Regions from separate parts of the Homo sapiens genome. Here all the other regions are linked to region 1. Evidence: read pairs that join two places in POLR2A ChIA-PET (ENCODE). Cell type or tissue: Caco-2. All regions are shown on one strand. Links, peaks and the distances in the headings refer to the core of each region. The heading gives the core; the rest is flanking DNA.

Region 1 (7,926 bases), core at 1,016-6,015:
ATTACATATGCATATGAAAAACAGGCATTTTCATCAGAATTACTGTAATAGCATTAAGAGATTATTATTTTTTCCCATTTCCTTGGAAGAAAATTTACTTAAATTAGATTATTTATTACTCGACTGCTCTCGTATCTTGCCTGTATGTTTAGGTAACTGGAGCCCATGAAAGTATAAACTTCAGAATAAAAAGCTTGATTTTATACATTAATGATTTCAAATAAAAGATAAGTGCCACATTTGTGCATCACTTCTTTAGAGAAAGTTAAGTCTGTGTTCTGCTTAGGAGAGATAACACTTTTTGTCCCTGTAGGTGGCCCCCCTGGTGTAGCCATTAGTTGCTAATTACTTGCAAACAAATAAACAATTAACTCCTTAAGCTGCTGGCTGGGCAAGTGTTCATTGACATGCTAAAACTTTCTAAGACAGGATTTTAATTAGTGACGTTCTAAATCCAGCCCCCTTGTCAGCGGAGCTATAAGGTGAACTGCAGGAAGATCCCAGCCCTATACACGTGGGGCAGAGCCAGCAGAGGCCAGAGCTGTTGCTCTGTGCAGACCACGAGAGGATGTCTCCCAGCCTTCAGGAAGGCGCTCAGCTCGGGGAAAACAAACCCTCAACTTGCTCCTTTTCAATTGAGAGAATCTTAGGACTGGACCAGAAGAAAGACTGTGTTCCATTAATGAAACCCCACAGGCCCTGGGCAGACACCTGCAGCTCATCAGGTATGCCACAGCTTAATTGTTTCAATTCTTTGTTATTTCATTTACAGTGTTTAATTTGCCCTTTATTTCATACTACATAGAGCTAGAGTTTAGGACTTTAATTTAATTTATTATTATTATTTATTATTTTTTTTTTTTTTCTGAGACAGAGTGTTGGTCTTGTTGCCAAGACTGGAGTGCAATGGCATAATCTTGGCTCACTGCAGCCTCCGCCTCCTGGGTTCAAACGATTCTCCTGCCTCAGCCTGCCAAGTAGCTGGGATTACAGGCATGCACCACCATGGCCTGCTAATTTTTGTATTTTTTAGTAGAGGGGGGTTTCACCCTGTTGGTCAGGCTAGTCTCGAACTCCTGACCTCAGGTGATCCGCCTGCCTCAGCCTCCCAAAGTGTTAGGATTACAGGCATGACCCACCACGCCCAGCCAGAGTCTAGGACTTTTAATGCCTCCAACTGAGTCCTATGGGAAATTAAAAGAATATCAGCTTTGGATTGAGCAAAGTGGATAAATTCACTCACAGGAAATCCCAAGAACCTGCATTTACTTCAGAAGATCTCTCCCTGTTTGACACATCAGATATTTGAAATCTCTTTTCACTGAAAAATAAACGACATTCAGAGACCAAAGAGGCAGGATTACCAAGACAGGATCTTCATTTTTTATTGGTTTTTGGTTAACGGGGTGCAATTCTCTTGTGAACCCCAGAATTCCACTAGGAAATGAAAGATGAGTTCCTGAAACTACCTCTATAGAACTTTGTGGAACATAAGATTGACCATCTAAGACAGGGCTTATTTTTTTGTTTTTAGGGAAAGATGGTAACTTATGTCTACATGTCCCAAATCCTCCCAGTGGGATTTCATTCCCTAGCGTGGTGGATCACCCAATGCCAGAAGAAAGAGCTTCGAAATATGAAAATTACTTTTCAGCCTCAGAAAGACTGTCTTTGAAAAGAGAGTTGAGTTGGTATAGAGGCCGAAGACCAAGAACTGCTTTTACTCAAAACCAGGTGGGAAGTTTTTTCACCCAATAATGATAATATAAAGGCTTTAATTGACACCAAGTTGAGCAAAAGCCCACTCACTTTGGTATCTCAGTTTAGAAGCCTTATTAATGAAACAGTAGACTACCATATTTTAACAATTTCCAGGTAATCATTTTTAAAAAGGCATCCAGATTAATTGCCAAGATTTAAATGTAGTCATTTTACTCTAGAAATTAAAGCTCATTTTTGGAGACATACTGAATATCAACATTTTTTTTTCTTAGATTGAAGTGTTAGAAAATGTCTTTAGAGTAAACTGCTATCCTGGTATCGATATTAGAGAAGACTTAGCTCAAAAATTGAATCTAGAGGAAGACAGAATCCAGGTAATTTTCAAATTTAGTTGTTATTCATGATGTTGAAATGTTAAGAATAATAAAATAATGTTTCTGAGACCTATTTTATTTTTCCTTAACTTTAGATTTGGTTTCAAAATCGGCGTGCAAAACTGAAAAGGTCCCATAGAGAATCACAGTTTCTAATGGCGAAAAAAAATTTCAACACAAATCTGCTGGAATAGATAGAAAACTAAACAAGTGAAATTATCTTCTAATTGCAGAGCATGAAGAATCAGTGGAAATATTAAGTGTTAAAATGTGATGTTTTCTTTCCTGCATTTAATCTGAATATTGTCATTTTTTCTGAAAATATATTGTAAATACTATTATAGCATGGTACATATTTGGGCACTTTTAGTTATAGTAAAGACCTTTTATATATATTTTAATAAACATTTTCAGAAAAGATTGCTATTTTTTAAGTAAGCCAAATTAATCTAATAAATTAGTTTGTTAAAATCAATAGACTCATGACTAAGTGATTCCACAAGCTGGATTCTAATTATAAAGTATTTCAAGTAAAATAATCTGAAGAACAAAAGTGTGAGTTGTTTTCATTAGTTTCTTCCATGCACATTTTGAAACATAATTATGCTTCACTATATTATAAATTATGATTTATTCATGAATCTTCAACTTCTCTTGATTTATAGCATAAAGCAGTGAGAATTTCTCACCATTTATCAGAACAAATTCTTACAGTATGTTAGTTTCAAGTTTTTTTTCCAAGCAAAGTCATTATGCCAAAGTAGAAATATACAAGCATCAGCTATCATATTTATACCATTGGTATTGAATTGCACAAAAGAAGTAAGCAGCAAATAAATGCAAAATTTTAAATAGTTTTCTAGTTTAATTTTGTACTTTACTTTCATTCATTAGTGATAGTGATCATGTAGCTTATATCTATTTCCAGTTTAAATGATTTCTAATCAACTGCAATATTAAGTTGACTGAGAAGGTAGGATAACTGACCCACCTTTTGTAAGTGCTCTGACATAGTCACTGGAAATAATCAAGGTGCTTTCTAAGTAACAAAAACTATGTGTTTTCATTTCCCATTTTCCCATTTTACCTGCCAATTAAAGATGGGGGGCTGGGCGCGGTGGCTCACGCCTGTAATCCCAACACTTTGGGAGGCCGAGGCGGGCGTATCACGAGGTCAGGAGATCGAGAACACGGTGAAACCCCGTCTCTACTAAAAAAATACAAAAAATTAGCTGGGCGCGGTGGCGGGCGCCTGTAGTCGCAGCTACTCCGGAGGCTGAGGAAGGAGAATGACGTGAACCCGGGAGGCGGAGCTTGCCGTGAGCCGAGATCGCGCCACTGCACTCCAGCCTGGGCGACAGAGCGAGACTCCGTCTCAAAAAAAAAAAAAAAAAAAAAAAAGATGAGAATAGGATAAGATATATAACAAGAAGGGAGCCCTCTCGGCTGGAAATCTGGGCATTTGTTTTCCAGTTAATGGAAGACTTCAGTGGGTGGTTTTTTTTTTTTTTTTTTTTTTTTGAAATGTCAGCTTAAGACTCTGACTTTGTCCACTGGAAGCCAAATTTCAGCTTTGTCCATTTGAATTGAATTCTCCCTTGCTTCTCTTTTCTTTCTGTCCTCTGTCCTTTCTGATGTCCCAGTGATGATCAAGGTGGAAGGTTCTCATTGAATTATTGAATCTATAATCACTATTTTTTATATATAAAAGACTAGAGGGAGTTTGCATATTATTTCTAAGGAAACGCAGCATGACTCAGATTTTAGAGCTTTTTAAAATTATTTACTGAGAGCACATTTGAGGTTGAGAGCTATGTGTCCCAACAATTGGTCAACAATAAGCGTGCTTATTCTATTCCACTGTTGCTGAGATGGAGAGGGAGGAGGAAAAGAAGGGCAACAGGGTAGTTAGGAAGAACATAGGCATTACATGTTTTCCAAAAAAGACTGAGCCACTTTTTCCAATATAAAGAGCTGCTTCCATTCATATAAAAATTGGAAGCACTATTTATGAAATGTATTAGTTCAAATTTATCCACAAAGAGTTTTCTTTGTTCTCCATTAGGTTATTATGAAATTATGTTAAATTGAAAGACTGGAAGTTACCAGGAGTAGGCTCTGGAGGAGTGGGTTGGAGGGGAATGTGTCACATGATGGGTAAGCTTTTATTTTAATTCCAAATTTATTGTCATTCTGTATTCTGCAAACAATATAAGCAGTATAGAAATAGAGTAAAATCCCCCTTGAATCTCATCCTTCAGAGATAACCATCATTAAACATCTTTAAGATCTTTTTGTGTATCACAAAAACATCTTTATATATGTACACACACACATATTTGTTGTTTTTGCTGTTATTTTTTAAAATGTGATCACACTTGATATTCAGTTTTGCGTCTCTCTGACATCCTGCCATGTCAGAATTATAGCTCTGTCTCCTGAACGTCTGCTTGGTTTAGGATAAGATTTCAAGTCTTATACACAATAAGAAAATATTCCACATTATTAATATTAATATTAAAGTATTTTTGAAGTAGTGCTTTTCATAAATTGAGATTTTTCAGAGTAATCATAGTTTATCTAGAATTTCTACAATTAAACCTAATTCCCAAATCTCTGAGGAATGTAAAGATTCTGTGCAAAATGATAGAATCTAGAAAAAAATGAAACACCATCACAGATATCGATTGACAACTAAGAATGCACTTAAGTTTTTTTTTAATTATAAAAACTGGCATACCTCTAAAAAGTCTGGTGAGGAGAGAAACATCATAACCCTAGACCATCATTGTCTCAGTATTTTCCAATGACAATTTTATATAACTGATTTATGTGGCCCTAAAATTCAATTTTATTTATAATTGAAATAAATTGTGTTTACAACTGAACTTATATATTTATAACTGAAGCTACATATGTATAACTGAAATCATTTATAATAGAAATGATATATTTATAACTGAAACATTTATAAGTCAGAAAAATTAAAACAAGAATTTATAATATTAAATAAATAACTATAAATGTAATATGCCTATTTTTTTATATTTTTTGATACTAATAACAATATAAGTTCTATTATAACTTTTGTGAAGCAAGTTCATAATATATAAGAATACTCAAGAAGCAGGGTAATAGAAAAGATTGCTAGTGTATTTCCCCTAAAATCTTTTTTAAAAATCTAAAGATAAAGGCTGATCTTGTTAAAAGAAATAATGAATCAGTAACATTTTTGGAATTACAATTGCTAGAAATTTGGAGAGAATATAATGATATTCAGGGGGAAAATTGGACTCGGGAAAAATCAAGCAAAATGAAAATGGAAAGGAAAACCCGAGATAGAATTATCTTTCCCTCAAAACACGTAGGCTCTAATCCACAGCTTATCTCTGTTCCTGGTAATTCTAGGCCTTTTGTCTCCATTAATGCTCAAGACAAGGTGAACAGTAGTAACAAATCAAGCTAATGCAGTCAGGCTAATACCTGGAGCGTCTCTATTATCTGACAACTGCCTAAATAAGGTTATTTGGTCTCCTGTAATGGCATTTGTCTTTTGTGAAGCCAGCCAGACAAAGCCCATCACTAAAGAGTGCTGCTGGAAACAATGGCTGTGTGTGCTGGTGGTCAACTTTTGAGTTAATCAGTGTTCATAGCCGCTTTCACCTCCTGCATCTTATCACACATCACACGAATGGCATAAATCTCCCATTACCAAACCCAGCACAGAGCATCAACCTGGGCCTTGTTCCTCCCAGCAGAGAGCTGGGAACTGCTCAATTTTCTCAATATGGAACTCAACTCACATTCTGACAAAGGGTGACTTGCTATCTCCATTTCACTGAGCCCCATAGGAATAAAACCCCCTCCAAAGTTAGTCTTTGGATACCTTTCATGGTCATTTTGACTGTTCTGACTCCTGTTGGAACATCAGTCCACAGCACAAGGCAGCTCCTGGTGGCTCTCAACACTCTACACCCCATTAGACTCACTTCTTCTGCCTATGCTTTAATCTTGGATTTCACAGCCTCCAGAATTGTGAGAAATAAATTTCTGTTGTATATAAGCTGCCCAGTCTGTGGCATTTTTGTTATAGAAGCCCAAATGGACTAAGTGTCCACCATGAGCTATGCAATATGGTTCTTCACATGAATATTCCCATTTAATTTTCACAGTCACTCTGCAAAGTGAATATAGGCAATCCACTTTACAAATAAGAAAACCTAGCATCAGATATTTTTATTATGATGATGATTCTTTTTTTTGAGATGGAGTCTTACTCTGTTGCCCTGGCTGGAGTGCAGCGGCATGATCTCGGCTCACTGCAACCTCCACCCGCTGGGTTCAAGCGATTCTCCTGCCTCAGCCTCCCAAGTACCTGGAACTACAGGCGTGCGCTACCATACCCAGCTAATTTTTGTAGTTTTAGTAGAGACAGGGTTTCTCCATGTTGGCCAAGCTGGTCTCAAACTCCTGACCTCAAGAGATCTGCCTACCGCAGCCTACCAAAGTGCTGGGATTACAGGCATGAGCCACCACGCCGGGCCTTTATTATGATTATTATTACCCCATTTTACAGATGAGCTGATTGAAGGACACAGATTAAATGACTTGATCATGGCCACACAGCTGAAGCAGCTCAGCCAGAATTCAGACCAAGTTCTGCCTGACTCCAGAGTTGCCTCTTCCTCTTAAGCCTTCCAGTAGATGGAGTTACTGGCTGTGATGCTAATAGCTAGAAACATGTACTACATTTTTCTTTTCTTCCTCCCTTTCTTCCTTCCTTCCACTTTTTTTTTTTGGCAGGGTTGGGTGGGAGTAGGGGGATGGGATTAAAAGTCTGAGTGTTTGATACCTAAAGTAATCAATAATTACTTAAGTCCCAATAATTTTTTGGAAATAATATTTTCTCTATATATAAATGGCATTTTGTCTAGATAATATGTACATCCTTACCTGTATAAATATTAAGCCTCATTAAGATTTTTTTTTTTTTGTATTTTAAACCTTATTAAGATGTAACAACAATCACTAGATTTAAGTCCTTTTTCCCTGAAATTGCCATCAGAAATTTGTGGAGGCCAGGCATGGTGGCTCACACCTGTAATCTCAGCACTTTGGGAGGCCAAGGCAGGATGATCGCTTGAGGCCAGAAGTTCAAGATCAGCCTGGGCAACATAGTGAGACCGAGGTCTACAAAAAATTAAAAAATTAGCCAGCCATGGTGGTTCACACCTGTAATCCCAGTACTTTGGGAGGCTAAGATGGGCAGATCACTTGAGGTCAGGAGTTTGAGACCAGCCTGGCCAACATGGTGAAACCCCGTGTCTACTAAAAATAGAAAAACTAGCTGGGCATGGTGGCAGGTGCCTGTAATCCCAGCTACTTGGGAGGCTGAGGCAGGAGAATCGCTTGAACCCATGAGGCAGAGGTTGCAGTGACCCAAGACCACCCCCCTGTACTCCAGCCTGGGCAACAGAGCGAGACTCTGTCTCAAAAAAATAAATAAATAAGCTAGGCATGGTGATGTGCACCTGCGGTCCCAGCTACTCAGGAAGCTGAGGTGGGAGGATTGCTTGAACTCAAAAGGTTGAGGCTGCAGTGAGCCATGATCATGTCACTGCACTCCAGCCTGGGTGACAGAGTGAAACCCTTTCTCAAAAAAAAAAAAAAAAAAAAAAATTTAGTAAAGATCTCAAATCAGCAATCTAACCTTTTACCTTAAGAACAACAAAAAAGAGAGCATAATAAATTCAGAATAATCAGAAGACAAAGATCAGAAAAACCATGGAGAAAAGTCAATGAAACCAAAAACTGATGCTTTACAAATCTT
Region 2 (7,926 bases), core at 1,171-6,170, 240 kb after region 1:
GAGGTTCTGTGATTTTTTTTTTTTTTTTTTTTTTGAGACAGTCTTGCTCTTTCACCCAGGCTGGAGTGCAGTGGCACGATCTCGGCTCCCTGCAACCTGTGCCTCCCGGGTTCAAGTGATTCTCATGCCTCAGCCTCCCAAGTAGCTGGGACTACAGGCATGCACCACCATGTACAGTAATTTCTGCATTTTTTTAGTAGAGACGGGGTTTCACCATATTTTCCAGACTGGTCTCAAACTCCTGACCTCAGGTGATCTGCCTGCCTCGGCCTCCCAAAGTGCTGGGATTACAGGCGTGAGCCACCGCATGCAGCCTCTGTGATTCTTTTTTCCCGTAATTTATGAGGAAATAAAGAGTTGGAGTTGCAGCCATGGCATGAGTAGAATGAAGCTGAGTGTGACTCATTGAGCCATAGAAATGTTATTGGGATGTCCCTTTGTTCAAGAGAGAGACAGGCCAAAGTGATGAGCTTTCTATTCTGCAAACTACCTCTTCACAGTGAGCTTCTCCACAAAGAATTGGGTCTTCACCTGGCTAAACACCTGCCAGTCTCTCATCAACTATGTCCTAAAAACAGAAACTAAAAAGATGTTTAAGTGAAAGAAGCCATTATCTTCTTAAGTGGTTCAATCAGAATAAAAATACCTGGCACAGGTGGTACCACATTCGGCACAGATTTCTCTTAAAAAATATAGCTGTTTGATTTTTCTAGTTATGCTACAATTGTTCTGATGGATAAAGAGAGGTAAAACGAGAAAAGACGAAAAAAGTTTCGTTAGCAAGATGTTCTGGGTTAAGAATTCAGACAGTAAAATATTTAAAACATATACAACTTGCTGACGAAGGTGGTAGTCTTTGAGAAGGGAAAGTGGAGTTAGGAAATTAGAAAAGAGAAGTCTCTTTTCATGGTTACCTCAGGTCCAGATTTGTGGCCATGTTGTTATCTAAAACAAATATTCATAACACATTGAAGCCTTTGTTTTCTTTTGTGTATATTTTACCCAGTCCTTAAGAGTGAGATGTAAATTTCATTGGCCCTCCAATATGAGCCTCACCAATGATAATGGTAACTAACATTTACCCTTACTGGGTTAAAGAAGGAGTCTTCTCATAATGATAATAGCTAATTTGAGTACCTACTAAGTGCCAGACTCCCTGCTAGCCATTTTTTTTAGTACATGAATTTATTCCTTCAATTTTGTGAAAAGGGATTATTAGCCCCACTTTACAGATGAGAAAATGGAGGCTCAGAGGGAGTAGAGAGTAGGGAACTTGCTTGAAGTCCCCCACCAAGAAAGGGAGGGAGCCACTATTAGAACCCCAAGCTGGCTCTTCCCTAAACACCATGTTCTGAGCCCCACACAGTGCGCAGACAGCAGGAGCAGTCTAAATACATGTTCAATTCTGAACCCATACTAAGAAGCTGTTGTATAAGTGGTCGCTAAACCTCTTCTCAAGGTGACGAGAAACAGTCACATTTGTTTTCACATGGTGGGAAAATAAATTCTGCACTAACCCTAAGGCCTATTGCTGCTGACCTTATTCTGTTTGATTCCAGACACATACACTTGAATTTGAGATCATTCCCTAACTGAACCTTGAATGCTGATTTTTCTCTGCTACTGTGGGCATTTCTCCATTTCTATTATGAGCTTTCCCAAGGGTGGGGAGCTTGTGGCTTTTCTTTCCCACCTTTTGTAAGGTTGTAACCTCCCTCCACAATAGCAGCCCCCCAACTCCAACCCCTCCAACAATCTTGGAAGTTTCTCTCTTGCTGCTCACCCATCCCTGGCTTTCCTGTGAATCCCTCTATGGAAGTGGTCATACTTATCCTTGTGACATCTGTGAGACACTGGGAAATGCTGCCTAGACAGAAGGCTGTGCTTTGTAACCATGTGTGTACACCATGCACAGCCTGCTCACATGAGGAGCCTGAGGGCTGGACACAGACGATAGACACGCCCTCCAAGCCTTGTTCAGAAGCTCAGCTGAGTGTCTTTGTGTCTGGGAAACCTGCAGCATCAAGTGCTATTTTCTCACTTGGACTTTTGCTGATTGTGCAAAATACTGCTTCTACAATAGAAGAAATATACCCAGGACTGAGAGGCCCCTCCTTTGGTGAGGACCTGGTGTTGGTGCTTCCGTGATGGTGCACTTTATGCTGCTAGGATCCTTCACCAGCTTCATCAAGAAGCCTTCTCATCAGTATGGTTCTCCTTCCCTGAATCTGTGCATTAAAGCCACCTGGGTGGTAGTGTTTGGCTGGGGAGAAGGAGGAAATTATCAGGAGGCTATTATGGTATCAGGATATAATTTTCAAACATTTGTTATTATTTTTAGAGACAGGGTCTCCCTCTGTCACCCAGGCTGGGGGGCAGTAATATGATCATAGCTCGTTGCAACCTCAAACTTCTGGGCTTAAGCAATCTTCCTACCTCAGCCTCCCAAGTGGTTGGGACTACAGGCAGGCACCACAATGCCCAGCTAATTTGTTTTTATTTTTAGCGGAGATGGTGTTTCCCTATGTTGCCCAGGCTGGTCTTGAACTCTTGCCTTCAAGTGATCCTCCCACCTTGGCCTCCCAAAATGCTGGGATTACAGGCATGAGTCTTGTGCCTGGCCTAGAATTGTTAAGAGGGACTGTAGCTAATGTGAATGACCGGAAGCCTGAATGGTGGTGGGATGAGAGGAAGGTGGGAGCTAACAATTAGGGACAGCCCTTCTCTCGGTAGGTCTCCTGGCAGCTTCTCCAGCTGACAGGGACACTTAAGTTGCCCAACAGTATCCCGAATGGACAGATTTGCTCTGATGCTTTTTCTTTGGCTATGAGGCCTGATGGTGGGAAGCCCTGCTAAGCTGCTGCCCTCCCACAAGGAACCCCCAGGCAGCTTTCTTTCAGGGGTATGCTTTGCCCTGTTTGGGGGGACTTCTCTTCATGTGAGAGGGACTGCATCCTCTGGATCTGGAGTCAGACACATCTGGGTTTGAATCCCAAATTGGCCACCAAATAGCTGTGTGACTTCTGGCATGTGGTTTAACCTCTCTGAGCCTCAGTTTATCTCATCTATAAAATGCAGTAGTGACAATGTTCCCACTATATCATATTACATAATGTTATATAAAATTATGATGTAAGATTATTTATTTAAATGTATGTAATGCCATTATAATATATTGTGTATAAAATGTTATATAACACTGTTATAATGCTGTCTGTATGTCATGTATTTACATTATAACATAATAAGCTACCTTATAAGATTATTGTGAGACTTAGAGTACCTAAAGTGCTTAGTCCTGGGCACATCTGTAATTGAATCTGTGTTAATTATTGTGATAATTGACATTATGTGTGATCTTCTGTGGATTGCAACATGTAAGATAAAGACACATTTACTCAGAATGTTCTGGTATATATTGTTACTTTAGAAGCAATGAATTCCATCAAATAGTTAGGAAAGCAAAGCCCAGTTATGACTGAGAGGGAAGGGAGTGGTATCCAGGGAGAAGTATTGTTGAAATCCAAAAATTTTGTTTTAAAACAGACATTTATTTTCAGAAGGACTTAGGCCAACATGTAACTTAATGGAGAAGGGTATGAAACATAAATAACCACCCACATGTTCTCTGTCTTGCGATCTTATTAGCCTGGGTTTTTATTGCTTACGTGTGGGTGAAGAGGAGGTTGAGGCAGGAGGGGGCCTGGTTTAAAGGCACATCAGGTGGGAGTTCCCATAGTTTTGGTGAGTTGCCCTGGCTCTTCTGTGTCAGCCCTGCATCCTGGGTTGAATGCTGTTCTTGGAGCTAGGTGTTGAGAGAGAAAGGGGGACAGGGGCACCACGCTGACAGCTGGTAAAAACAGCAATGACAGAACCAGAGTTAGAGTCCTCATCTCATCTTGACTCAACACAGAGGGTATTATTTCCCCTGTTTTGCATGTAAGAAAACCAAAGCTCAAGAAATTAAGCCTCGTGTTCAGAGTCACAGCGCTAATAAACACCATGGTATTTGAGGTCAGACAACTAAGAACAGAATCCCAATTTCATCTGTGTGATCAGAATCAAAGCACTTAATATCCCTAGGCGTCAGTGCTCTTATCTATAAAATGGGTACAATAATGCATCCTAACTCACAGGGTGAGAGTCATGGGATTAACTATGTAAAATATTAGCATATGCTTTTTAAAGTGCTCAGTATTGGTTAGTTGCTGCTATTATTGTAATTACCTTGTATTTTATCTCTTTTGTATGGTAGAGCAATCAAGATTTTTACTCAGCTCTAACATACCACAAAGCCTGTACACTGGTCACTACATGCTTTCTGCCTTGCATTATTGCTGATTACAGCAGAAAGGTCAAGGTAAAAGTGACTATTGTGTAACCAACCTTTTGGGGTTTGTTTGTTTCTGAGATGGAGTCTCGCTCTGTCACCCAGGCTGAGTGCAGTGGTGCAATCTCGGCTCACCGCAACCTCTGCCTCCCGGGTTCAAGCGATTCTCCTGCCTCAGCCTCCCGAGTAGCTGTGATCACAGGTGCCCACCAGCATGCCTGGCTAATTTCTGTATTTTTAGTAGAGATGGGGTTTCACCATGTTTGCCAAGCTGGTCTTGAACTCCTGACCTCAAGTGATCTGCCTGTTTCGGCCTCCCAAAGTGCTGGGATTACAGACGTGAGCCACCGCACCTGGCCAGCCTTTTGGTACATCAGTGACTAAAGCCCCAGGAAAAGTCCAAGGTGGATGCTTTTCAGAGATGCTTTTCAGCAAACATGAAATCTGAATATCCATATTGACAGACATCACATGTTTTAGGGGAGTAATTTATCCATAAAAATATTGAAAAAGGTATTCCTGTAGTTATATTGGCAGCTACAAAATTTGATTAGGAGACAGAAATAAGGTGCTTCTGGTGTGCCTGGAGTCTCTTTGTGCTGGTCTGTCTTGAAGCTGCCTCCACTGCCTCTAAGGAAATTGATTCATGTTGAGAGGTTAACAGGTGAGGAAACCAGTTTCAGCTTGTTACGCGGGGGCTAAATGTCCCGTTGATGGTTGCTTTAAAAACCTGGAGCTCAAATGTACCCCTTGTTGGAACTCCCCAGCATGTCTGTGTGACAAGGGAGAGTTCCAGGCTGAGCTGAAGCTATACATCTCCTGATAGTGTCCATGTGGGAATTGAGTCTATGTGAAAATTCAAGACAAAGATTGGGAGTCTGGTCTGACTTTTTTATTGCATCCAGGTTGCGTGTTAGATTTTATTTTACTTTATACAGATGAAGGGCTATTTTAAGGGACTCTGGGACTTTCCTGCTGGGGAACTGAGAAGGAGTTTGGGGTGAATTTGGCTGCTGAAGATTGCAGAGCTGTTGAAAACTCCATCCACCTTGTTTGGGCCATTTCTTGAGGCATCTCTCTTTTTGATAAACCTGCATTTGAAAGCAGTGACTTCCTCTGAATATCCAACCACTGAATAATGAATACATTGTCTTTTCTCTTCTAGGCCTAAACGGCAGCGGCAAAACAACTTTCCCATGTTTCCCTCTCCTAAAGCCTGGAATTTCAGAGGGGTAAGTGTTGCCCTGGGTAGCCCCTGCTGTTAAATGTCCTATTATGGATACATGCTCTGGCCTCCAGAACGGACGCTGTTAGGGTTGGTTTTACTAATCAAAGTCTCCATCAGGAGCGCATCTGTGCTTTACCACTTGGGGAAGTCACACTTGAATCAGTGGTTGTGGGTTAAGTAAAAACTCCAAGTGGTGGCCAGGCGTGATAGCTCATGTCTGTAATCCCAGCACTTTGGGAGGCCAATGTGGGAGGATCGCTTGAGCCTAGGAGTTTGAGACCAGCCTAGGCAACATGGCGAAGCTGCTACTCTACAAAAAAAAATATGAAAATTAGCTGGGCACGGTGGCATGTGCCTGTAGTCCTAGCTACTCAGGAGGCTGAGGTGGGAGGATCACTTGAGCCCAGGAGACGGAGGTTGTGGTGAGCTGAGATCATGCCACTGCACTCCAGCCTGTGCAACAGAACGAGACTCTGTCTAAAATTAAAAAAAAAAAAAAAAAAAAAATTCAAGTGGCCCAGTAAGCTTCTGCTGACATTCACCTGCCCTGAGGGTCTTGGGCTGCAGGAAGCATCTTGTGAAGAAGCTAAGAAGTGTCAAGGTTGCTGAGGCAGGCATTGGGGCTGTTTTCTTTGGAACCTGGAGGGAACCAGTGTACAATGAAGGAAAAAAGAAATCAGAAATGTAGAGTTTATTAATCTGTAGATTTATGCCTTCACAGGGAGCTTTGTTTTCCAGAAGGAGAAGTCTGTAAGCTTTAAACAGATTTTAGGAATCATAAAATTTGACCAAGCACAAAGCAATCAACCTTGCTTGGGAGATATAGAGGTATAGGAAGGGTCAGATTGAACTTCTTGATGCAAGGTTGTCTTCCTCAGCATAATAGTGATGATAATAATAATAATAGCCACAGTGTATGGAGGTCCTGCTGTGTGCTAAAGTGAATTCTAGCGCTAATCTCAGGAGCAAAACTTGCATCTGTAGAGAATGCTCTGAGCTCTTTTTCACTTCCAGGCCTTTGCACATGTTCCTTCTGCCTAGAGCACTCTCTTTGCCTAGCACCACACTCCTACACACACTGCTCCGGGCCCACACACTTTACCCACTGGGTCTCAGCCTTGACATCACCTCCTCTTGGAAGAAGCCCTCATGACCACCCCCTGAATCTGAGTTCCTGAATCTCCTATGTACCCCTGCAGTTTCTTACTATTGTGCTTAGTCCTTACTGAAATTTAAGATTGGAAGACTCAGGCATGAAGAGTGTAGCAACCTTGTCTTTCTCTCTTGTTCACTACTGTATCTCTGGGCCTAGTACAGTGCCTAGCACATGTATGCTTAATTAATTTGTCAGATGAATGAATGGAATGAATGAATACCTTTCTCACATCCATCTGATACCAAATACTTTTCTTGCATCCATCCACATGTTACCTTTAGATTGCGTTTCAAGTTCAGGTCTTTAGTCTTTTTAATACTGTTCTGACTGGTTCTATTCACACTTTAAAATCTTGTATAGATCTCAGTCATTTTCTCCAAGTGTCTTATTAAAAATAAATATAGATCATGGAACTATTTTAGCTCAGGTTACAATATGCTTTTTATTGAGTACAAAGAGAAATGTGTTGACTTCTGAAATAGATGTGCATGTCTTACTGAATGCAAGTCATGCACTTCCTAAGTCATTTATGGTTTTGTGGGTAGGATCTCCATTTCTCAAAGTGTATCCAGTTGTGTGATCATAACCATTAAGTACAAAAGGCTTGTGTGGTCAGATCTATTTGGGACATACTGAGTGTATTAAACTAAATATGCTCGCTACTGCAGGGCTTCTCAGAGCCTTTGAAGTGTTGATGTACGTGGAGACTCCATAAGGAGAACTGGTGGAGTTTGTAGCATTTCCCGAAGTCATTGATCATGAAATCCCTTGTTGACCAAGTAGATTGTATGCACTTTGGAATAGCTGACATTAACAGTCAATTTTGAACTATAGAGAAATTAGATCTCTTGTGAGCAAGTTAGCCTTTTTGAAGGCCTTTGTTTTCAGTGCTTGCCCTATCCATCCTCCCTTCAGTATTGCTCCCCTTCTGCTCCAACAATGGTCATTAGCCAAGGCTTGTGGGTACACGTGGAGTGACCAACCATCCAAGTTTGCCCAGGGACTGTCCTGGGTTGAGCACTGAAAGTCCTGCACATCATGAAATTCCCTGGAACCAGGCTAACTGGGACAATTGATTACCCCACCTATGGCCACGAGACCTCTTCAACTGTTTTCCCTTGAAAAATGTTCTGTGAATTTTTAAGCACGACTCTGGTTTATAGAACTTGTTACTCAAAGGAACCTGTTAGATACATACTTGGTTTAAGTGAC
Region 3 (7,926 bases), core at 1,171-6,170, 450 kb after region 1:
GAAAAATTGATTTATTTTCTCCGCAAAGGAAAAAAGGGGGGTGGGGGGGAACCCTTTTAAACAAGTGAGCCTTCCAAGTGGGACAGCCCTGGCCAGTCCTTTTGACCTTAGAATGAATCAATTACTTTTACTTTGAAGACCTTAAACAGAGTGGTTGCTTTTTTTCAGGGAACTACCCCGGTTACTGAGAATCAGTGTCCCCGCTCCCTAATGGGTCAGCCTGTTTGAGTAAGCCTTCCCTAGCATAAAGAAACAACTTCCCAAGTGACTTATCTCTATGCCAACGTTTTTTCAATGATGAAATACTTTATAAGCTCTCCAAGGCAGAAAGTTCTCATGTTAATTTGTTGTCTCACTAAATTTTAATTCCCAGGAAAGAGCCAGAGTACATGGAAGCAAAAAAAAAAAAAAAAATAGATTTTTTCACAATATTAGGGGGATAAAAGAACTTCTTTAAAAAGTGAGTTTCCCTTATAAATTCTTGATAGTCTATTTAATAAAGAGATGGTGAATAGTTCAGAACTCTGAGGGTAAAGGGGAAGCAAGAACAAGCTTCAGACTCTCGTTTTGTCTCCAGCTGAGCAAGTAGCTTTGGTTCTCTAAACGACAGTTTCTTCAATAAAAATATTCTAGGGCCCAAGCACAGTGGCTCACGTCTGTAATCCCAGCACTTTGGGAGCCTGAGGCGGGTGGATCTCTTGAGCCCAGGAGTTGGAGACCAGCCTGGGCAACATGGCGAAACCCTGTCTCTACAAAAAAAATATTAGCTGGCATGGTGGTGCATGCCTGTAGCCCTAGCTATTTGAGAGGCTGAGGAGGGAGAATTGTTTGAGCCTGGGAAGAAGAGGCTGCAGTAAGCCATGATCATGCCACTGCTCTCCACCTGAGCAACAAAGGGAGACCCTATCTCGAAAACAAAGAACTTCTTGGGACAAGTAATAATAGCTAGTACTTACTGATTCTATATCAGAAGCCAAGCTCCATGCTACACATTTTGTATGCTTTACCTCATTAAGGGAGAGGGGGACATTAGTATATACATTTTGTAGGTGGAGACACTGAGGCTTGGAAGAGTCACTGACAGCTGTGTGAGTTAGGCTTTGAACCTGATTCTCCCTATTACTGAGTCTGTCCTTTTTTCCGAGACAGTCTCTCTCTGTCGCCAAGGCTGGAGTGCAGTGATGTGATCTCAGTTCATTGCAACCTTTGGCTTCTGGGTTCAAGCGATTCTTGTGACTCAGCCTCCCAAGAAGCTGGGATTACAGGCATGCACCACTATGCCCGGCTAATTTTTATATATTTTAGTAAAGACGGGATTTTGCCACGTTGCCCAGGCTGGGCTCAAACTCCTGACCTCAAGTGCCTCCCAAAGTAATATGATTACAGGCGTGAACCACCGCACCCGGCCTAGTCTCTTTAACTGCATTTTCACCTCTCATTCTGAATAAGGGAGTGTCTGTATTTGAGAACCAGATCTTGTACATTATTCACCCTGTGTAGTTAAAGATCACTTGGGGCCTCTCCTAGCCGGTGACTGAACCAGATAGCCTTTCAGGTCATGCCCAGGAAATGAGCACCCTGTCAGGTGAGAGCACAGGACCAGAGCCCCATTTGGTTGCCATGGTAGCAGGGCAGCAGGATCACAGGGAGCAGTGGCCCATTGGACAGTGAGCAGCAGTGTGGTCGAGGTTCCTCACTAGTTTACATCCAATGGTTACTGCTGATTTGTTTCTTCCTAATGAAAACATTGGGCATTTCCAGATCTTTTTAAAAGGTGAGGAAGTGGAAATTAAATGAAGAGGGCCTGAGGCCCTTTTTAATTAACTCTGAAAGTCTAAATTACAAGCCACAGTACCACGTTTGGGTTCTCTCTCTCTCTCTCTCTCTCTCTCTCTCTCTGTGTGTGTGTGCGCGCATGTATAAGTACCAATTATCATTACTTTCAAATAATAATAGCTAGTACTTACACAAATATAAGGTTGAGGGAAAAAATGTCTGCAACTCTTTAACACAAGTAGAGATTTTTAATAACATGTAAGGAAGGTAGACATTTCAAAGGAATGTTAAGCTCAATAGTAAGCTTGTAAAATATTACTTTCCTGGTATCCTTTTTATGGTTTCAGTCACTGAGGAAATAATTTCAATAAGAGGTGTAAAAGCTGCAGCAGAGTATTTAAAGTTTCAGATGCTGCCATACTTTATTTATTTTTATGTATTTATTTATTTTTTTTTTTGAGACAGAGTCTCACTCTGTTGCCAAGGCTGGAGAGCAGTGGCATGATCTCGGCTCACTGCAACCTCTGCCTCCCGGGTTCAAGAGAGTCTCCTGCCTCAGCCTCCTGAGTAGCTGGGATTACAGGTGTGTGCCACCATGCCTGGCTAATTTTTGTATTTTTAGTAGAGATGGGGTTTCACCATGCTGGCCAGGCTGGTCTTAAACTCCTGACCTCGTGATCCGCCTGCCCCGGCTTCCCAATGTGCTGGGATTACAGGCACGAGCCACTGCGCCTGGCCGCCATACTTTATTTTTAAGCAAGGTTCACAAACCATCAAATATTACCTAATCTTGTAATCCATTAAACATGCATTTATTTGTTCATTCAGAACACAGAGTGTCTGCCATATAGTAGGCCCAATGCAAAGTAGTGAGGATACAGAAATGAAAGACACTCCTTTGCCAGTGTCTTGCACTGAATCCCTCTGAAGAGCAGGTGTTACAAGGGACTAGGGCTTCCTAGTACAAGAGAAAGAAACAAAAGCAGTTAGGCCATTGGCTGCATTTGATTGCTTCTGGTAACTTTCTGGAGGCTGATAGCTCTTAGATTAGAACACCAAGGCAGAAAAAGTGGATGAGAAGCCTTTTCCGTTGAATCTCTGACATGGTATTTGCACAGTGTGACTGATGGGATGTGTCAGAGAAATTAGCATTTTGCTAGAATGAAGGCAGTGAAGGTTAAATGTTCCAAAGTCTTTAAGCTTAAATTGTTCGTTACATAGTATTGTACAGGCTCACGCCTGTAATCTCAGCACTTTGGGAGGCCGAGGCGGGCGGATCACGAGGTCAGGAGATGGAGACTATGCTGGCTAACACGTTGAAACCCCATCTCTACTAAAAATACAAAAAATTATCCGGGCATGGTGGCGGGCGCCTGTAGTCCCAGCTACTCAGGAGGCTGAGGCAGGAGAATGGCGTGAACCCGGGAGGTGGAGCTTGCAGTGAGCCGAGATAGTGCCATTGCACACCAGCCTGGGTGACAGAGCGAGACTCCGTCTCAAAAAAAAAAAAATTGCTTTGTGAAAGCAAGCCAGAGCCTAAGAAAATTGTCCACTGCCTGCCATGTTGAAGATTCCACTAGTTTCCTCCAGCCATGCAGATAAAGGAATGTCAGCCAGACCCAGAGACCAGTTAGGTGTTTGTTCAGTCCCAATAAATGATGCCACCGTAGCCTCAGAGCTCAATTATTTTGACATTCCAACCTTCTCTTTCTGTTTCCTTCTTAGCTCCCTTGCCTCAGCTCCTATGATAGCTACTGCAGCAATCAAGTAGCCGCCAAAGCTCTGCTGGACCACAAAAAGCAAGATCACCGAGTCCAGGATTTCCTACAGCGATGTTTAGAATCCCCCTTTAGCCGCAAACTAGATCTCTGGAATTTCCTCGATATTCCAAGAAGCCGCCTGGTAAAATACCCTCTGCTTCTCCGAGAAATCTTGAGGCACACACCAAATGATAATCCAGATCAGCAGCACTTGGAAGAAGCTGTAAGTTTGTCTGTTTCCTTCTCTCTCTTCTTGTTATTTCCACCATAATGGCTGGTGGATTGGGTCAGTGGGTGAATGGAAGAGTCCCTGGGTACTTAGTACTCAGGAATCTTGGGTTCCAGGCCTGGCACTGCCATCAACCATGTTTTGATTTTGCAAGTCACTTCTCATCTTTCTGCCTCAGTTTCCTAAACTGTAAAATGCAGTGCTTACATGAAACACGCTGTAAGGTCCCTTAGTAAAATTCTTAATTTTATACAGGTGACTCTAATCTGGTGTTACAGTTGCTGTCTGTGAGGGACAAGATCTTTGTGTATATTTTAAATTTTGTTTAGTTAGAAAATAGTAAGTTGCCTTTTAGCCTAGCCCCAAAACTCATTTGTGAAGTGGACATCCATTTAAAATCTAGCTCCATTTAGCCCCCGATTACAGTGGCTTGCCTTGTCAAACCTCCTGCTCACTAGTGGGATCCTCACTCAGCAAATGTTTGTTGAGTGTGGGCCAGGCACGATGGCTCATGCCTGTAATCCCAGCACTTTGGGAGGCCGAGGTGGGCAGATCACTTGAAGCCAGGAGTTCAAGACCAGCCTGGCCAAAAAAGCAAAACCCTGTCTCTACTAAAAATACAAAAAAAAAAAATTAGCTGGGCGAGGTGGCATATGCCTATAATCCCAGCTACTCAGGAAGGTGAGGCACAAGAATCGCTTGAGCCTGGGAGGTGGAGGTTGCAGTGAGCTGAGATCACGCCACTGCAACTCCAGCCTGGGCAACAGAGTGAGACTCTTGTCTCAAAAAAAAAAAAAAAAAGGTTTATTGAGTGTGGGCTGGGTAATCTGGGAAATATATATTTTTCCCTAGCAGCAATAGAAGACGAGGAAAAATGGGGTGCACATCATGAGAATATTGTAAACTGTGAGCATTCCACCCAGAGAGCACCGTTCTGGTTGAGGTACTCTGCATGGTAGAGATGGCAGATGGCAGGCCACGGGGAGCGGGTGGCCTGAGCAAAGGTATAAGGAAATGACAGGACAGGTCGTGCCTGGGGAATATCATGGATCAGTTGGCCTGGGGTTAGGGGTCCTCTGAGAAAGCAGCAGGAGAGAAGACAGAGGATGTGGGTTCAGATCTGGTTATAGAGGTTTTTAAATATCAATTTAAGAGATTTTTTCCTTTGTCATGCAATTAATTGAAGTTTTTTTTTTGTTTGTTGGTTGGTTTCTAAGTAGCTGGGATTCAGGATTCAAATCCCAGCTCCATCATTTACAAGCTCTGTAACCTTGGACACATACTCTTGGTAGAACAAGGGACTGAGGAGGAAGAGACTGGTGATAGGGATGCAAGTTGGGAGGATGCTGTCCAGGTGTGAAAACCTGATCAAGGAGGTGGCAGTGGGGATAGAGGCTAGCAGACCATTCAAAGGGCTCATTTTCTGATTTAATCTGGGACAATAATAGAAGGAGGATATGCATAGGTAATTTGAAAATCAGAAACCTTGAACCTGCTGAGCAAACTGCCTATTTCCTCCCAGATAGGGGTTTAATAATAAGTAGTAGTAACAACAATCATGGTAATAATTGCTGGCATTGAGTATCTAGTAAATCAACTTTATGTAATTTGCCTCATAGGTTATGTATCTCATTTAACCGTCACAACAGCCTAGGAGATAGCTGTTCTTATTAGGACCATTTTCCAGATGAGGCTTAGAGGGGTTAAATAGCTTGCCCAGGTCCACAGCCAGCAAGTGATGCAGTTGATGTTCAAACCCTGTCAGTGTAGACTCCAAATCCTGTGCCCTTCAACTTCTTTATGATTCTATACCTTGATGCAGAAAGCCTGCCCACTACTTTGAGTTTCTGTTGCCTTTGTAATTGTGGAGAGCTGTCTGGTCACCAGCCTCACTGGTGCAGAACTGGGCTGGGTGCCTCCAAGTAGGATAGAAAAGAAGAATAAAGGACCCTCTTCTGATTCATGAGGTATTCAATGTATCTGGCAGGCCCAACACAGAGATCAGGCCCCCAGTCCAGCACAGATGGGGGACGCAGTCGCTGGGGTTGAGGCCCATCTCACTTCATCATGTCTGTTTTTATTACTGGGAAGAGTGCGATAGAGTTGCCTCCTTTCCATATTTCATCCCAGCAAGTGTGTGGTCTGCAGGAATAAAAACAACAGGGAGCATGAGCTACTCAAAGTCATGACTTTTTTGAAGCATGGGAGCCTGTTCTGAGTTACTGTAAAGATTTCTTTTTAATATGGAGCATGAAAGAATACTGTTCTGTTTTTTTAAAAAATACCCAGTGAGCTAAAGTTTGAATTTAAAAACAGATAAGAATATGATTGTGTGTAATTCAAAATGATGTGCCAGTAACCAGTTTTCCTAGTGCATAAAGTATGAAGCTGTTTTCAAAAGTTCACTCTGCATCTAGTTATTCAGGCAGATCTGTGCATGAAACATGGTATACCTGCATTTGAAAATGTCTGCAAAGCAAGTCTTCCAAATGCCTACTTACACAGTATACGCACAGGATTTTTTTTTTCCCTTTACAGAATCCTCATAGCATTCATTACCCCACATGAACAGAATTATTTAGCCCTGTACTCTTGGGTGCATTATGAATGTTTGATAAACATAAAACATAAAACAAGCACCAATATAGCTTGACAAATATCCCATGAATAAATTTCCCATCAATGAAAAGGGAAAAATCAGAGAGCGCTAAGTAAATTGCTTCCGTTCCAAGAGAGTTGATTGCATTCATACCTATGATTAGATCTAAAAAGAGGTCTTGCCTTTAATGCAGTGCCTAAATTACCACATCTTTATTAGAATTTCATAATAATGCTTTGAGGGTTGATAAAAATTTTTCTCAAAAGAGAACTTCTTAAAATAGGAGTTTGGATATTCAGATATTCCAGAGAACTTGGTTGTTTAGTGTTTTAAATTCTAAGAATTTTTCGGCCAGAAAATGATCCTGCAGAGCATCCCTTCCCCCCACCTCACCACTATTTCTCAACTCCTAAAAAAAAAAAAAATCACTGAAATCAGTGGGAAAAACAGTCCTGCTTTTGATGCAACAGCCGTGAAGACTGCTATTCTTGGTTCATGGCAGGAGCCAGTGAGTATCATGGCACAAGGGACCAGACAGTCAGGGCTTTCAGAGTCCACTTTGAGGATGATGAGTCCAGCACATGTGAGCTTAATCTCTGTACTGTTACCAGGTATCTCTCATCATCTCCCTTTACCAGTCCCTTCCTTCAGTTTGAACCCAGTGAGAGATGCAACAATAAATTTAATTTAAATGGGCAACTACTGTGACTGTTGACTGGCTATTGGCAGCCTACTGTATGTAACTTTATGCCTCCCTGAAATTCTGCAAAATAAATCTCTCTCAAGAACCAATGCAAAGCTGGGCGCGGTGGCTCACGCCTGTAATCCCAGCACCTTGGGAGGCCAAGGCGGGCAGATCAAGAGGTCAGGAGATCGAGACCATCTTGGCTAACACAGTGAAACCCCGTCTCTACTAAAAATACAAAAAATTAGCTGGGCGTGGTGGCAGGCGCCTGTAGTCCCAGCTACTTGGGAGGCTGAGGCAGGAGAATGGTGTGAACCTGGGAGGCGGAGCTTGCAGTGAGCCGAGATTGCCACTGCTCTCCAGCCTGGGCGACAGGGCAAGACTCCATCTCAAAAAAAAAAAAAAAAAAAAAAAAAAAGAACCAATGTAGAGGCCAGGAGCAGTGGCTCATGCCTGTAATCCCAGCACTTTGGGAGGCCAAGGCAGGCGGATCACCTGAGGTCAGGAGTTCGAGACCAGCCTGACCAACATGGAAAATCCCATCTCTACTAAAAATACAAAATTAGCCGGGCATGGTGGTGCATGCCTGTAATCCCAGCTACACGGGAGGCTGAGGCAAGCGAATCACTTGAACCCGGGAGGCGGAGGTTGCAGTGAGCCGAGATTGCGCCATTGCACTCTAGCCTGGGCAACAAGAGCGAAACTCAGTCTCCAAAAAAAAAAAAAAAAAGAACCAAAGCAGAGAGATAAGATTCTCATGATATTCAGGTAGATAGAAAGACAAAACATTATTTTTAATAAATGAAAGCAGACCCAGAGTTACTATTATAAATGTATATACATAGAACATGGAATGAGAACACTGATTGTTTCCATT

What was found. Peaks named below come from ENCODE experiments on the same cell type or tissue, not always from the same donor. Only the 100,000 strongest peaks of a DNase experiment are listed, where the experiment ranks them.
Region 2: POLR2A ChIA-PET joins it to region 1 with 5 read pairs; 2 of 35 experiments call an interaction of 5 or more read pairs at or near these places.
Region 3: POLR2A ChIA-PET joins it to region 1 with 5 read pairs; 4 of 35 experiments call an interaction of 5 or more read pairs at or near these places.

The regions. Positions count from the first base shown.
Region 1 is chr3:57,192,561-57,200,486 of GRCh38, reverse strand. It overlaps HESX1 (HESX homeobox 1), which reads left to right and starts at 509. Exons shown (of 4, transcript NM_003865.3): 1 at 509-725; 2 at 1,535-1,734; 3 at 1,995-2,096; 4 at 2,192-2,649. The coding sequence starts at 569. The coding sequence ends at 2,290. RefSeq lists an enhancer at 219-816. In Caco-2, for the core only: no CTCF peak of the experiment used is centred there; a DNase peak (open chromatin) is centred at 3,386; H3K4me3 peaks cover 1,331 bases.
Region 2 is chr3:56,956,459-56,964,384 of GRCh38, reverse strand. It overlaps ARHGEF3-AS1 (ARHGEF3 antisense RNA 1), which reads right to left. Exons shown (of 3, transcript NR_046572.1): 3 at 3,531-3,805. It also overlaps a transcript of ARHGEF3 not described here. Among named protein-coding and RNA genes, the nearest start is that of ARHGEF3-AS1, 20 kb to the right of the region's middle. In Caco-2, for the core only: no CTCF peak of the experiment used is centred there; no DNase peak of the experiment used is centred there.
Region 3 is chr3:56,741,038-56,748,963 of GRCh38, reverse strand. It overlaps ARHGEF3 (Rho guanine nucleotide exchange factor 3), which reads left to right. Exons shown (of 10, transcript NM_019555.3): 7 at 3,502-3,759. Among named protein-coding and RNA genes, the nearest start is that of ARHGEF3, 57 kb to the left of the region's middle. In Caco-2, for the core only: no CTCF peak of the experiment used is centred there; no DNase peak of the experiment used is centred there.